Regions from separate parts of the Homo sapiens genome. Here all the other regions are linked to region 1. A link is an interaction called in ENCODE POLR2A ChIA-PET data of the cell type or tissue named here. Cell type or tissue: MCF 10A. All regions are shown on one strand.

The links. ChIA-PET counts read pairs that join two places held together with the same protein. Peaks named below come from ENCODE experiments on the same cell type or tissue, not always from the same donor. Only the 100,000 strongest peaks of a DNase experiment are listed, where the experiment ranks them.
Region 2: POLR2A ChIA-PET joins it to region 1 with 5 read pairs; 5 of 35 experiments call an interaction of 5 or more read pairs at or near these places.
Region 3: POLR2A ChIA-PET joins it to region 1 with 6 read pairs; 6 of 35 experiments call an interaction of 5 or more read pairs at or near these places.

What each region holds. Positions count from the first base shown.
Region 1 is chr22:36,762,519-36,765,018 of GRCh38, reverse strand. IFT27 (intraflagellar transport 27) reads left to right here. Exons shown (of 7, transcript NM_001177701.3): 5 at 983-1,100; 6 at 2,006-2,115. All of the region lies in intron 2 of CACNG2-DT (CACNG2 divergent transcript), which reads right to left. Among named protein-coding and RNA genes, the nearest start is that of IFT27, 12 kb to the left of the region's middle. In MCF 10A, no CTCF peak of the experiment used is centred here; a DNase peak (open chromatin) is centred at 1,268.
Region 2 is chr22:36,821,601-36,824,100 of GRCh38, reverse strand. No RefSeq gene overlaps it. Among named protein-coding and RNA genes, the nearest start is that of PVALB, 5.8 kb to the right of the region's middle. In MCF 10A, no CTCF peak of the experiment used is centred here; no DNase peak of the experiment used is centred here.
Region 3 is chr22:36,585,527-36,588,026 of GRCh38, reverse strand. It overlaps CACNG2 (calcium voltage-gated channel auxiliary subunit gamma 2), which reads left to right. Exons shown (of 4, transcript NM_006078.5): 2 at 479-562. Among named protein-coding and RNA genes, the nearest start is that of EIF3D, 58 kb to the right of the region's middle. In MCF 10A, no CTCF peak of the experiment used is centred here; no DNase peak of the experiment used is centred here.

The DNA.
Region 1 (2,500 bases):
CTGGGCCCGCCTTCCAAGGATCTGAAAGGGAATCCAATCTGGAGGGAAAAGGATTCTCTTCTGTACCCTGGGAGGTTACTGGCACCCCGGAAATAAACCAGGTCCTAATTGTGCGAGGTTGGGGGATCCAGAAACCAGAGCATGGCCAAGAGTCACGAGCACCAGGGTGCGCACCCACAGCCTGTACAGGGCCATTCTACATCCAGGGGCAGGCAGCAGGACATCCCAGGACTCTGAGCAGCCCCTGAAGGCGACAGCCCCTGAGAGTGTAGCCTTGGCTCTTAATTGGGTCATGGAGCCCTGTCCAGTTGTCAGTGTGGTTTGGATTAGGCTGATGCAGAGATGGCAAGAGAAGCAGAAAGTGCCCTCTGCATTTTAACAAGCCAGCCCTTATTAAGAAGATGCAAGCAAACAAGCTTCCCAGGCTGGCTAATGAAGAAAGAATCTTCTTTCAGGGCTGCAAAGCACAAAAATGTAACTTGCATGGTGGTGGGCTCTTGATAAGAATGAGTGGAGAATGAATGAATGAGGCCAGCTGCAGGTGAAAGCAGATTGTTGGGTAGAGAAGAACTCAGTCGTCCCCCATCTCTGTCATCGTTGTCTTTGTTTTTAAAGCCTGTCAGGCCTGGACAAGTCACTTACCCTCCCTGAATTTGGTTTCTTCAGCTACAAAGTGGAAATATTCAGACACTCTACCGAGTTGGGAGGTTTCACAGTGAGGCACGGAAGTGCCCAGCAGAGCCTGGCCCAGACATGAGCTCTTGTCCTTGGCGGCACCGCCCCAGCCCTGCCTCCTGCCACTGAACGTGGCCCTCCGTTCATTCCTTTGGGGAAATTGTTGGACATCTGGGGGTGTGGCTGTTTTCGTTTCTTGTTTCCCTCTGCTCCCCATACCCTTTCCCTTGGAAGGCCAAATTGTCTCCCAGCCTTGAAGTCACTTTTCCTGTTACTGACCCATACTCATCCTGTCCCTCTTGCACAGTGGGAGAGTCCCAATGTCTTATGTCTCGTCTATGATGTGACCAATGAAGAATCCTTCAACAACTGCAGCAAGTGGCTGGAGAAGGCTCGGTCACAGGCTCCAGGCATCTCTCTCCCAGGTACGGGCTGCAGACACCCATGTTTCCCAGCGGCATCTCTGTCCTTTGGTTCAAGAGCACAAGGGCATTGCAGAGGTAGCTGTGGGTGGAGAAGGGGCCCTGGGCTTGGACTTTGATGGCCTAAGGCGTACACTGGCCCTGCCACTTAGCAGCCATGCCAACCTCGGTGAGTCACCACACACACCTCTCCCAGTCTAGGAAACGGGAATGAGGACACGCACCTGGCAGGGCTGTGGGGAGACTCAATAACGGGAGGGTGCTGTAATATCAGTTGTTAATTCCAGAAAGCTAACCCCAGGGAAGAGTTCCTAATTTTCTCTTGTATATGGGGTACAAGTAAACATTCAAGCCTGTTGTCACTTCTGAATGCTTTAAATCAGTTTATTTTTCGTCCCTATGTGAGATCAACAAATTCTCCTCATTATAGACCGGGGAAAGTGATCTCCAGAGACAGGCTCAAAAATTAGCTGCAGCTGATGCAGCTGGGAGCTGAACTAAATTACCTCTGAATCCCTGACTCCGAGCCGAGTCCTTAGATTACTATTAATGACCAGTTTACAGTTTGCTCCGTGTGCTCAGAATTATTACAAAGGCTCACATAAATTTGGCCCTCGCCTTCAGGCGTTTGCAGCCCTTTAAGGAGGCAAGGGAGACAGATACACGTGAGGTCTAGAAAAAGACCTAGCAGAAGTTGTGCATGAAAAGCGAAGCCCACCTGTCTCTCTGTGGCCCTTGGGGCCATCACGAGAGACCCCCGGCTTTCCCTGTGGGGGGGCTCACCACCTCGAGTCAGGCAGCTCTCAGAGGATGCTTTACACCCCTCAAAAATAGTGCTCTCATCTCGCCCGCTGTCCTTCCAGAGTGTGACAGTGAAGTGCCATATTTTGGTTGTTTCTTCTGAGTAGGTGTTTTAGTTGGGAACAAGACAGACCTGGCCGGCAGACGAGCAGTGGACTCAGCTGAGGCCCGGGCATGGGCGCTGGGCCAGGGCCTGGAATGTTTTGAAACATCCGTGGTGAGTATTTCCACTTGCCTCGTCGCCAAGTCTGGAGTGGGCCTCTGCTGGCAGCGGTCTTGCACATGACCTCACGTGCAGGGAGCTGTTATTCCACCATATGCAGAGTCTCATTTGGAACTGATGTTTACATTCTTACCCGAGATCTCTTCTCAGTATAGCAGTAGCTGCTCAGACATAACAGGAAAGCAGATCAGCCAGCCAACCCTGGGAAAAGGTGTATCTCAACTAGTAAGAAATACAAGTGCTTTGTGTGCGGTGATCATGACCCTCGACGTTTGCATGCAATATTCTGGGTTCAGATGTTGTTGGAACATTGTTTCATGTGGCTCTCACAACCAGTCCTGTGAACCAGAAGTTGGCCCCACAGCTCCCATTCCAGTGT
Region 2 (2,500 bases), 59 kb before region 1:
CCCCTTGAGCCCTAACCCACCCTCTTTCCAGAGCCCCAGGCCCTTCCAGACCACAGTGCGTCTGAGCCCCCAGCCCCAGCCCCTTCCAGCATTCACATTCTCTGATTCTCCCCTTCTTCCTCTCCGTGTGGCTCCTCATTTCCCCAGCAAGGACACTGGGTCCTGGCCTTGGAGACCTTCCTGGAGAGTCAGCGGTTTTCAGAGGCCGGCACCCCTGGCTCTCCATGTTTCTATCCATAAAGCTATTCCAGGTCTTCTCATTCAGGGGCAGGCCAGGATCAAGTTCTGCTCCTCACAATGGCAACCCTATTATCATTTGTGTCGGATTTTATAGCCTTTCTCAGACACGATCTCATTTAGTATTCACCACGGCTTCCTCTTTAGCTCCATTTTACAGGTGGAAAAACTGAGGCCCAGAGAGGTGAACCAACTGGCTCAGGATCACACAGTGGGCAAGTGGGTGGAGCCGGGGCAGGGACCCAGGGCCGTCTGTCTGCCTGCCCTTGCCATCCTCACGACTGTGTTCCCTGTGGCCGCTCTCTCCGGAGGAAATCGTGCTTAAGCATGGGTAAGGGGAGGAAAGGGAAACAAGGCCACAGGCTTCCTGAGATCCGGCTCTCAGGAATGCAGCCGAGATTCCTTTGAGTTAATACACATCATCCCACAGGGCTGATCTCATCGATATCATTAGATCCTGCGATGTCCACCCAGCCTGCCGGGGCCCTGGATGTGGGGAACTCTGTATCCTGTTCCCAGCCACAGCAGGTGGAAATAGTGTGAACTCATGAAATAGCAGCAGCGAAGCTAACAGCTGAATACTTATCTCCTGGCAGGCGGCAGCTGAGAGACTGCTGGCCCGCACACACTGGCCTCCTCCCCTCCACCAGCTGGGAGGCCAGAGAGGGCATCAGGGAGAGCACTGGATGTGAGAAGAGGCAGACAGACCAGGCTCTGGTCCTGGCGAACTGCGTGACCTTGGGCAAGTGACTTGACTTCTCTGAACCTCAGTTTGGTTCATCTGTAAAAACTTTTCATCTGTATAAAAGAAAAAGATAGTGGGATCCACTCTGGTAACATATATGTTACTGGAACTATGTGAACGTGATCAGCTAAAGACCACGCCTCATTTTAGGGGATAGAAGGGGGCGTCAGTGTGAGATTGCGGCATCTGCTAGCTACTCAGGGTCCTCCTCCCTGCTCACAGTAAGAAACCCTGAAGCTAGAGGAAAATTCCACTGGGCACTGCTGCTGCCTTTAAGCAGAGGTCCTAGGCGGGTGGAGTCTGTAAGGTCTCACGCAGAGCAGGATGGGCCTGGGTCGGTGGGAGGGGACTTAAGTCCAGGAAAGCAACTTTGGGCCTCAGAGTGAATCATGCTCTAGAAGTTTGATGCAGGCAAACTGTCATTACACTCACCAAGGACTTAGGGCATGAACCTCCCATGTGCCTGGCACACTTGGGCAGCCCCCAGGGACTTACCTCAACAATGACTTCGTGGGCTTTGACTGCTCAAAGCCCCTCACCTCTCTGTCCAGGGACAGTCTCCCTCTCCAGGCCATTCCAATGATGTTGACATTCTGCCTCCTCCAAGCCTGAAGGGTATCCTGTGCCACAGGCCTGTGCTCCCTTTGTAATCAATAGTGACAGGTTCAGGGATGACATGGGCCAAACTGAGCTCATCACAACCAGTGAATGCAGCTCTGGGACTTTTTTTTTTTTTTTTTTTTGAGCGGAGTCTCACTCTGTCACCAGACTGGAGTGCAGTGGCGTGATCTCGGCCCACTGCAATCTCCACCTCCCGGGTTCAAGAGATTCTCCGGCCTCAGCCTCCTGAGTAGCTGGGACTGCAGGCACACACCACCACGCCCAGCTAATTTTTGTATAGCTCTGGGACTTTTGAGCAAACTCTCGGGCTGTAGACTCCCTTTCCCCCAAAGGACTTGGACCTGAAAGTTTGTAGCATTGCAGGGACAGCCATCTTGCCACCCTCAGGGGTCAACCAGTTTGAGAGAGTGGCACAAGGTATTGCTGAGAAGTAAGAGAAACAGCATCTTCCTGACAGCATTTGAGTTCTGGATCAAACCATGCTTGAACCTTCGTGGACTTTTCAGTTGCACGAGTTAGCAAATCCCCCACTGTCTTAAGCCAGCCCAAGTCAGACTTTCTCATCACTTACAGGCAAAAACAGACCTGACTGATAAACCCATTTTCTGGCATCAAGGCCCTTGTATAATTAACCAAATTAATAAAATGAAGCCTGCTTCAATCAGCACAGATTCAGAGCAAAAAAACAAACAAACAAAAAAAAAAAAAACTAGATCATGTTTCCAGATATATGACTCGGGTTTTAGGACATCTCTACCCTACTTTAAGTATTGTAGGGGGAAAGATCCTCCAGAATCAGAAGTGCTCAGTTTAAATCCTAGCTCTCCCACCTACTTCCTACCTGTGTGACCTTAGGTAAGTCACTAAACCTCTCTGAGATTCTATTTCTTCGAACGT
Region 3 (2,500 bases), 180 kb after region 1:
TGTTTTGCAGGCTCTTCTAAAGGGCTGTGGCAGCATCTGGCAGCACCAGTGCGGGGTGTGTCCCCTTTAGAAAGTGATCTGCTACTTTCTCACATGTAAAATGCAGGATGACTCCCAGCTATGCTGGGGCACAGAGACGGGCTGAGGAGCATTCATCGGCCTCCTGCGTGGCAGTCCCCAGCTCGGAATCAAACCTCCACTGCTGCCAAGCCTCCGCTAATCCTCAGAAGCTTCAGTGCAGGGACAGAAGGCAGCGTTTTGAAGTCGTCGGCTTTAGATCCTCTCTGCAGTACTGCGGGTGTGTGTGTTGTGATTCACCAGGCAGATGTCCAAACGGACAAAGCGAAACCTTCCTTCAGGGGTGAGGGAGAGGGCTGAGTGAGTTTCCAAAGAGCCAGAAGTTGGGAAGAGGCAGGTGGGCCCTAAGCGCCCCCAAAACTATGATGTTTCATGTGCTCCTTCTCCCCTTGTTTTGCAGGGAATTTCAAAGGTCTGTGCAAGCAAATTGATCACTTCCCAGAGGATGCAGATTACGAAGCTGACACAGCAGAATATTTCCTCCGTGAGTGCACACGATTGTTTTTATCTCCCTCCTGGTGGTGGGCCCTGCCCTTCCATCCTTCACAGAGTCAAGGACCAGGCCTACCTAGAGGCCCTCATCACAGCAGAGGGCAGGAAAAAGCTAAGCCTCTCTCCTTTCCGGAGTACAGACCTTCATATGTGCTGTTCCCTCTGCCTGCAATGCCCTTCCCTGCCCGTCTTTGTCTGGCAAACTCCTACTCAGTCGACCTCCAGGTCTCAGCTAAAACATCACCTTCTCCAGGAAGTCCTTCCTGCCTTCTGCATGAGTTCCTAGAGGACGGTACTTTATCATGCTGTAGGGTCCTTGGCTATTTGAGTAACCATCTCCCAACTCTGCTAGGGTATGGACTCACCCTAGCATTCACCATTATATTCTCAGCCCAGTGCTTGGCATGTGATAAGCACTCAGTGAATATTTCTTGAATAATTGGATGAAGTAACCCACCAGGCAGTGCCAGATTGGAACTTCTAATGAAAAAAAAAAAAAGAGAGAGATTTTTTCTTCCCCCGCAAGTCAAGTAAGTCAAAGTTAAATCCTGATGTAACAGCTGCAATCTTAAATCCACCTGAGACATATTATCAAGAGAAAGCATTCTGAGGCTCCAAGGAAATGTCTCAAGTATCAGCAAAAACTAACAAGGCTACCTATTCCCTGAGAAAGGGATTTCCAAGAGAGGGGCTGAGAGTCCTTGAGGCCTGGGACAGCAAAGCCGAGGTTCTCAGGCCATCTCTTTGGAAGGAGGTTTGCTCTCCTCCCAGGAGCAACCCCGCCTCTGCTCCAGGCCCTGCCACCTCCCCTTCCCAACAGCACAAGGACTGCCATTGCCCTCAGATCACTTTTATGAAGCATGTAGGAGGCATTTTATTATATAGATTGCCCCTGTCTCTTTCAATAATTACTTCTCACATCAAGCCCAGCTCTCAGGTCAGCCTGGAATCTGGTTTCATTGAAAAGCCCGTGGAATGTAAAGTCAGCCAGGCAGCTGGGAAGAAAGAGGGAGGGAACACGATGCAATTTTTAGATTCTTTTTTTTAAAGGAAAAAATATCATACCCTGCTCTTCATTTCCTTTTATGAATTCCTTCAAGACGTTGCTCTTAACTGGAATTCCTAAAAGGCCATTTGGTTGTGGTTACCTGTTACCTGCGACTGTGTCTGGGGTGGGGCTGCAGGAGCCCAGCTGTGCGGTAAACGTGGGTTGAGCTCCTTCTGTGTGCTGGATCCTGTGCTCCGTGCTGGGGAGGCCAAGATGGATGGGGCCTGCCCCCAAGAAGAGCACAGCCTGGCAGGGAGGGCCCTTGGAAAAACAGCTCAACTTGGGAGACACAGCATGGCAGAGGTGAGGCCTGAATGTAGAAGGGGGAAGCCAGCAGGCAAAGCCAAGCCCCACACTGGGAGCCACATTCCCGGAGCACAAGGCTCACCAGGTGGAGCTCGAATGATGTCATGCTTTATCTGCTAGGCAGTAAGTGCCTGGGGGCAGAAAACTTGTCTCATTCATTGCTGCCCTTATAACAGCTCAATGAATGCTTTTTGTTAAGAAGAGATAGAGGATTCTTCAGTAGCAATTCCTAACAACTCAATGCCTCCATTTCCTTGTTTTTAAGAAAGAAGAGCATAGAGCATAGAGTATTTGGTTCATTTTGGTGTCCCTGGACAAAAGACTTGGACTCAGATTGGCAACGACAGGATTCTGAAGGTCTGATTTGAGTTGACTTAATCCAACAATATTTTTTGAACACCTGTAGCAGGGGTCGGCAAACTTTTTCTGTAAAGAATCAGATGTTGAATATTTTAGGCTTTGTGGGCCATGCAATCTCTGTCCCATTTACCCAACTCTGCTCTTGTGGCCACTGACAATATGGAGGCATATGTGTGGCTGTGTTACAGTGAAACTTAACTTGATTTACACAACCAG